Linked DNA regions of Mus musculus: region 1 is linked to region 2. Evidence: chromatin contacts called from ENCODE Hi-C data. All regions are on one chromosome and are shown on one strand. Each heading gives the region's core, a stretch centred on a gene start or an enhancer-like site at or near the end of the contact. The rest is flanking DNA. Distances are from core to core; before and after follow the strand shown. Region 1 has its middle 66 kb from the start of Gm38759. Region 2 has its middle 12 kb from the start of Epn2.

The links. Hi-C counts contacts between places; a loop is a spot of excess contacts on that map.
Region 1: a loop to region 2 is called in a map of T-helper 17 cell, with 148 times the contacts of the local background. The contact joins two enhancer-like sites. A Hi-C loop is called at or near these places in 5 of 37 maps with a recorded cell type or tissue (T-helper 1 cell, T-helper 17 cell, T-helper 2 cell and 1 more).

What each region holds. Positions count from the first base shown.
Region 1 is chr11:89,185,565-89,189,020 of GRCm38, reverse strand. No RefSeq gene overlaps it. Among named protein-coding and RNA genes, the nearest start is that of Gm38759, 66 kb to the right of the region's middle. Within about 2 kb of position 2,025, at least 2 of the 3 ENCODE cell types and tissues checked have a DNase peak (open chromatin) inside an H3K27ac peak, as active enhancers do.
Region 2 is chr11:61,589,386-61,593,176 of GRCm38, reverse strand. No RefSeq gene overlaps it. Among named protein-coding and RNA genes, the nearest start is that of Epn2, 12 kb to the right of the region's middle. Within about 2 kb of position 2,529, at least 1 of the 3 ENCODE cell types and tissues checked has a DNase peak (open chromatin) inside an H3K27ac peak, as active enhancers do.

The DNA.
Region 1 (3,456 bases), core at 776-3,275, about 28 Mb before region 2:
TCCAGACCCTGAGCTCTTCCCTGCTCACCATAGAAAACGGAGCTGCTTCAGTTCATGGTCTCTGGCTGCCAAGCATGCAGTGTGAGTGGCTTCTCCCTCCTCTCGCAGAAACTCTGCCATTCCTCTTTAGCTCTGTGAGCGTCGTCAAGGGTTTGCAGTGTGCTTCCTGCAGCATGTATGAGCCAGCACTGGCTGCCATAACAAAACACCACAGAGAGAGCTTACATCTACTTGCTAACAGGCTGGAGGTTGAAGAGCCAAGGTCAAGGTCTGTTGGGGTGTTGGGGTTCATTTTCTTCCCAACTTATACGTATTGCCTCTTCACTGTGTCCTCACCTGGGGAGGAGACAGTCCTCTGACTTCTTTACCCACTGGATCAGAGTCCCATTCTCATGACCTCATTTAACCTCAACTACCTCCTGAAGTCTGTAAGTCACATTAAGGGTCAGGGCTTCGATCTGCAAATTTGGGATGGGGGGGTGGGGGAGATTGCACAATTCAGCCCATAGCAAGCAGTCCCTTAGATGAAGGAGACCCCATATGCTCCTTACTATGTGAGATTGAGAGCCACCTTGGAATTCTGCCAGCAAGACAGCTGTCACCAGATGTAACCCTTTGACTTAATAATATCTCCAAAACAGTGAGTCAAATAAGCGTCCTCTCTTTGTTTAGGGAAAAAAAATTAAATAACACACAAGGAAGAAACTTTCCATTGGCATCTAATACTGAGCATGCCCACAATTGAGGAATTTTTAGGTCCAAGAAGAGGAAAGCAGGTCCAAACCCTGCTTGTCACAAATAAGCGCATGTGACCCGCCCATGTTAGGGGATTTGCCTCAAGCCACATAGTAGTAAAGGCTAATGAACTTATAGCCAGGGCTCCTGATTGCAAGGGTGTAGCAGGTTCTGTTGTTGAGTCTTACGGGAGGATAGTGATTGGAACAGTTTAGACTCGGTCCTCATTAAGTGGTGAGCAGCATATAATTCAGTTTACGTCTTCATGAAAGCCTGGGGGAACAGGCGCTGTCCACAGGTGAAGAAGGCTGTGATGAGGCTCAGAGGTGAGGAACCTCACTGGGGCTCACACGGCTTCTGTTGATGGAATCAGGACCTGCAAATCTGAGCTGCTGCACCATTTGACCAGTGAGCAAGTACCAGCCAAGGAGAACCCACAGTGTCCCAAGGAGGTCGCTTTATCCCTTTGAGCCAAGATTTCTGACCAGGTTAATGTGTGGAGCGTGAGGAGTGTGGCTGTGCCAGGAGTAACAAGGTGAGGAAAGGAAAGAGAGGCAAGCCTCATCAGCTACCCTCCGTCGCTACCTTCCCACGCAGGGAGCCCATGACTATCTGTCTCAACTAAGACACCAGCACACTGGATTTCCTCATTTTCTCCTTTACCTTCAAACTCCCCACCTCTTCATCAGTAGTTAAACCAGCCTCGCAGACAAGTACGAACCGTGCCAGCCCACCCTCCCCTCGGGCGGCAAAGGAAATGAACTTGGCATTTCTAGAGTCCTCACCTGGCATGAATCACGAGGCAGCCCCAAGGGACCAGGGGCAAGGCTGCCTGTCAGGCTGACGGGCCATCTCAGCTTCCCTCCCCGCATGGAAAAAGGAAGGTGCTTACAGAAGAAAAAGTTGGACTGCTGGCTATGGCCCAAAAATGACAGAGGCCCCTCGCTGCCGCTGGCTGCCCCTGGCCCAGGGAACAATAGGGAGGCGCTGTCAGGAAGTGACGCTGAAAATGTCATCCCCCTTGTACCTCCTTCAGCCCCTGGCTAAAGGAGGTTCCTGGAGGGAATATTTTTAGTTTGACAAATGAAAGCCTGGGACCGAGGACAGGAGGGATTAAGGGAGCTCTTCTCTGACACTCCTGGAGACGGAGAGATGATGAGTCAGACACAGAGGGCTTAGGCGCGACTTCGCAAGACATTCCTCAGGCGTGAGCACAGGCAGGCAGCCTCTGGAATGCCTCCCGCTGGCCGCCAGCCGGCCCTGGGCGGCGGGTGAGGAGGGGCTGGCCTGGAGAGCAGCTTCTCCGCCCTCCCCTTGGCACACTGTTGGACAGCAGCTTTGGGAGATCAAAGAGGCCGCCCCAGTGGCTTTCCGGAACTGGGATTCAAAACCCGGGGTGCACTGGGTTCGAAGCCAGCCTTTGCTGCTTCCTGGCTGGTATGGTTGGTGGTTCCTCATGTCTTCTTCTATCTCCAGTCGTCTCATCTACCAGCAGGGAATGTATTTCTGCCCCAAGAAGATGTGGAGAGGAGGTTGCAGCTTTGAAAAGGCATAGAGGGCCTGGAGAGATGATTCAGTGTATAAGAAATCTTGCTCCACAAACATGACGACCTGAGTTTGAAATCCCAGCACGCAGTTAAAACGCCGGGCATAGTTCTATGTGCCTGGAACCGGTGCACTAGAGGATGCAGAGGCAGATAGATTTCCCACACTGAGAGTGTCCAGCTGAGAGAGAGTGAGCTTCAGGTTCAGTGAGAGAGTCTATCTCAAGGCAGTAAAAGGAACATACCCAAAATCCTGCTCTGGCCTCTGCATGTGCACACATAGGCACAGACACCTGCATGCTCCTATGTGCACACACACACATACATACACACACACACACACACACACACACACACACACACACACACGTACAGGACACACACTGATATAAAGTCACCCCAGACACGGAACCCAAATCTCTCACCACAAAGAGAAGCACTTGCCATTTAGTGAGTGCTCTCTTATAAGTCACTCTGTGATCAGAGTCCTATCGCTCAACAGCTCTGGGAAGTGTACGTCATGTTCCCTTCCTTCTCACAGACACAGACCCTAGGAAGGTTCTCTGGCTTGCCTCAGGTTGTAGGGCTAACCTCTGAGATGCTGGCATAGACGGGCTCTGCCTGACTCTGAAACCCGCATCTCATGTCTCCGTGCTAGAGAATCACTGGGCACAGAGCCAGAGTGCAGACTCAAGTAGCAGGTGGGAGCAAAGGAATTGCCTGGGCTGGAGCCTGGGCCCTTGGCAGCTGGCCACTATCATTGTCACAGACCCAGGGCAATCAGTGGGCAGCCAGGAAGGTGCGGGGGGGGGGGGGTTCTTTTAAAGTCAGAACCTGCTCACTTGGGGAGAAGAGAGACTGAGGCAGCCAGCAGGCCCTAGCTGGCTTCTCACTTTTCAAACAGCTGGCTTGGGTGGGTGCTCCCAGGGACCAAGTCACTGAATAAATTCTACAACCCCCCCCCCAAAAAAAAGCAAGTCCATGCTGAGCCACCCATCCCATAGTCCACACATGGCCTACCAACTACGGCTTGGCTTTCCCAGGAGTATGGTGTGACTTTCCCAGGAATACTCAGAGGCAACGCAAGTGTACTACTTCTCAGAAATGTCAGGAGAAAGATTTTTGTCCTGAAATTAATATCATTTCCCTCGTTAGCACCCTCCATTTAAGTAGGTCA
Region 2 (3,791 bases), core at 1,280-3,779:
TCTGAGGTGAGTAGACTCTTAGGTGGCATCTTCCTAGGAAAAGTTTTGTCACATACAAAACTAGTAGGCTAGGCTCCATCCTCCTGCCTCAGCAGTATGGGCACATACAACCCTACCTAGTCCCTGGCAGTAATTCTTTACCACCATGGGCCTTGTAAGGTGGGGTTGTGTAGAGCCATTTGTAGTACATGATTTGAGTTTCTCCGCTCTACCACCCTTAGCCATGCCTGTGCAGACCTTGTTCCCATTTCTCTCAATTCAGAGTGCTCAGATATGCTATGAGCTTTGGTTTTCTTACTACAGTGTCGGAGCTGTGTCCCTAGCTGGCAGGGGATCACAGGAAGGCCAACTGCTACTCCCTCCCAAACCTATCTCTGATCTGACACCTTGTGCCTACAACCTTGGGCTGAGTTTGGAGCTCAGTTTATGATGTCTCACTAGACACCAGGTATAGCCCCAGCCAAACTCAACCAAACTTATGGTCCAGCTTCACTGGGGTATCTGGTCTCTTCTCTCTTGGCTCAACAAATATTCACAGGCATCTCTGTTTCTGACCCAACAAATGTTCCCAGGCATTGCTGTCTGCAGCCAGGACTTGACACAAGTCAGAACCACAAGTAAATAAGAACAGTCCCACAGATTACATCCTAACTAGGATAAGTCTATCTAGGGGATGGGTATTAGTAGGATGAGCAGCCAGAGGCAAGGTCACCTAATCTCCAATCTTGTTATCATTGGCCAGAGCAACCATGAGAAGGGGTGTGTGGGTAGGGGTGGGGGGCTGCACACATTCATGTTCAGAAATGGCCATGGACAGGCATCAGGGGCCAAAGATGCTAAGAAACTGTGGTCTGAGATGCCTGAAGAACAGGACTAGCAGACGAGCCAGAGAGCAGTCCTGTTCCATGCTGGAGCTCAGTTTCCCCATCTGTGCAATGGATGTGAAAGCAAGACCGGGATGGGGATTGGCAGGTGCCGGCTGGTTAACCTGCCCTTCTGCCTTTGCCTGGTGTGTAGGAGGCTTGTGCTTAGCAGCCCAGATGGACAGAATGGGGGTGCTACTTGTCATCCTTTTGCTCAGAGCCTCTCAGCTAAGCACATTTACACCAATTATTAGTAATAGTTGCTGTATATTTTCAACTTATCTTTCTTTTTCTTTAAGACAGGGTTTATGTAGCCAAGGCTAGACTTGAACTCTTTGTTTAGCCAGCCAAGGATGACCTTGAACTCCTGATTCTCCTGCTTCATCCCCCCCCCCCCCAAACAACAAAAGTTTGGGGGATATTTTTGCATGTGGCTAAAATTTGCATTCTCCTACTCTATAGGGCCCCTGGTCTTCTGTCTTTTTTTTTTTTTTTTTTTTTTTTTTTTTTTTTTTTTTTTTTTTTGAGACAGGGTTTCTCTGTATAGCCCTGGCTGTCCTAGAACTCACTCTGTAGACCAGGCTGGCCTCGAACTCAGAAATCTGCCTGCCTCTTCCTCCCAAATGCTGGGATTAAAGGCGTGTGCCTGGATTGTTATACCTTAACGTTTCAGTAGCTATGTCTGTGTCACTTCTGAAGGCTCAGAGATAGATTTGTGGCCTCAGTCCTGCAAAGTAAAAGCAAGGGCAGAGGCAGCAAGAGAGCTGACTACACGTGTCCAGGCTTTTAGATCACCCTGCTGATGCTGAGCTCTGTCAGCCTGGCCCTGAGCTGCTTCCTATGCATAGAGCAATGCCCTGCTACTCTGAGTTAGCAGTTCACCCATCACTGGCAGAGGCAAAGACAGCTCAGAGCTCAGAGATTAACAGTGACCTATTCCCAGTCACACAGCAGTGGTGTGGCAGGGCCTCCTTGCTAGGAACTGTGCTTTCAACCACTGCATATAGGGTGTATCTAGACTGGGAGGGGGGGGCAGTTTCCAAATGGGAAGGCAGGAAAGAAGGAATAGTTTCTCCAGCCTACTCCATAGATCCTTATAGATCCTTTTCCCCACTAATGACAAGGTGCAGTTGCCTGCCTGGCTTTTTCCTACTTGGTCTGCGTGAGAACATCTGGGCAGGGCCTGGCCTCGGGGTCCTGGTGGCTTCTCCTTCTTTTCTGAGGATTAAGATTATGGCTATTCTCAAAGCAGCACTACATAGTTGGGGCAGCCCCAAAGGTCACACCACATTTCCTTGTATACACAGCACTTTCAAATCTTAGGAGGAATAGGAATCTCTCCTTCAGTGAGTAATGCAAATGAAGTGGGAGTATTCTATCCATTTTTTTTTTAAACAGCTGAGAGAAATGAGGTTCAGACAGGAAATTGAGGAAACAGAGTGTGGACGCATTCTGACCTGACCCCTCTCATGAGACCCTGGCAGAAGTCTTAAGATAGTAATGTTATGCTTGTTAGCTCTAGCGAGCTGGTTGGAAAGTGAAGGCCCTGAGGGAGGCAATGTCAACTCTTCAGAGGCGGAGCTAGGATTTGTTTGGACCACGGCACTGGAGACCACACATCCAGCGAGCTCATCCCAGTCTCAGATTTGGACATTTTGTTCCAAATGATCAGCTGATGCTGGCATAGACTGTGATGCAGGCTAGGAGCCATCAGACTACTGGGGACAGTTCCCAGCTTGGTGGCAACTTTTTTCTCTCTACATTTTTTTTTTTTTTAAACAAGCAGGAAGTGATTTGTTACTGCGTATAAAACATGGGTGAAAGGGCCTGGGGTAAAAACCAACCCGATTCAAGCATGAATTCAGTGAGTATTCTGAGCTGATTCAATCTCAGCAAATAAGGGAGGCATAAGTAGGAACAGAGGCTTAGCACAGTTCACTGTCTTTCACGAAGGGTGTGAATGAGCCACGGTCCTGGGAGAACTGCTGTTTTAGTGCATGATTAAACCACAGTTGGAGAAGAAAGGCATCAAGTGAAGTTCTTTGGTCTGGAGAAACGATATGTACTATGCAACATATACCCCGGCCAAACAATGGCCTTGCCGCCTCAGAGGGCTACCTGAGGAGAGAGGGGTTTGTGGAAAGAAATGGAGCAGCCCAGGCAAGATCACCACTTTCCCAGACAGCTTCAGTACCTCAGAAGGGAGATTTGACAAGCAAATTCTCTTTTGCTTGTTTTTCTGTTTGTTTTGAGACAGGGTCTCACTGTGTAGCTCTGGCTATCCTGGAACTCACTATGTAGACCAGGCTAGCCTTAAACTCCAACTGCCTCTGCCTCTCTAATGCTGGATTACTACCACCCCTTCTATTCTTTGTTTTTTTTTTTTTTTTTTTTGGTTTTTCGAGACAGGGTTTCTCTGTATAGTCCTGGCTGTCCTGGAGCTCACTTTGTAGACCAGGCTGGCCTCGAACTCAGAAATCCACCTGCCTCTGCCTCCCGAGTGCTGGGATTAAAGGCGTGCGCCACCACGCCCGGCTCACCCCTTCTATTCTTAACACACAGGGTAGATGCTACAGTTAACCCAATGGAGGAGCCTCATGTGGGTGAGAGGTCAGCTGACAGCACACAAACTGTCCTTGGTTGCTAGCATAAATCCTACCTTTGGGTCTGAGTACCCAAGATAAGTTCCTGTCTAGCAGGAACCGTGGAATTGCTTCTTCTTCCTCTTCCTGTGTAGGAGTCAAGGTTAGGTGTTTTCAGGCTCTTGGTCTCATATCCAAAGAACTGAAAATAAGGACTCACACTGATTTGCAAAAGAAGCAAGATCAGACATTATCATACAGATTAAAAGGAATATACTGTCAAGACTGATGCTGGGCCTCATGGGTGAGGATATTCAAGGGACTTCCTCTTATGGGGGACAAAAGC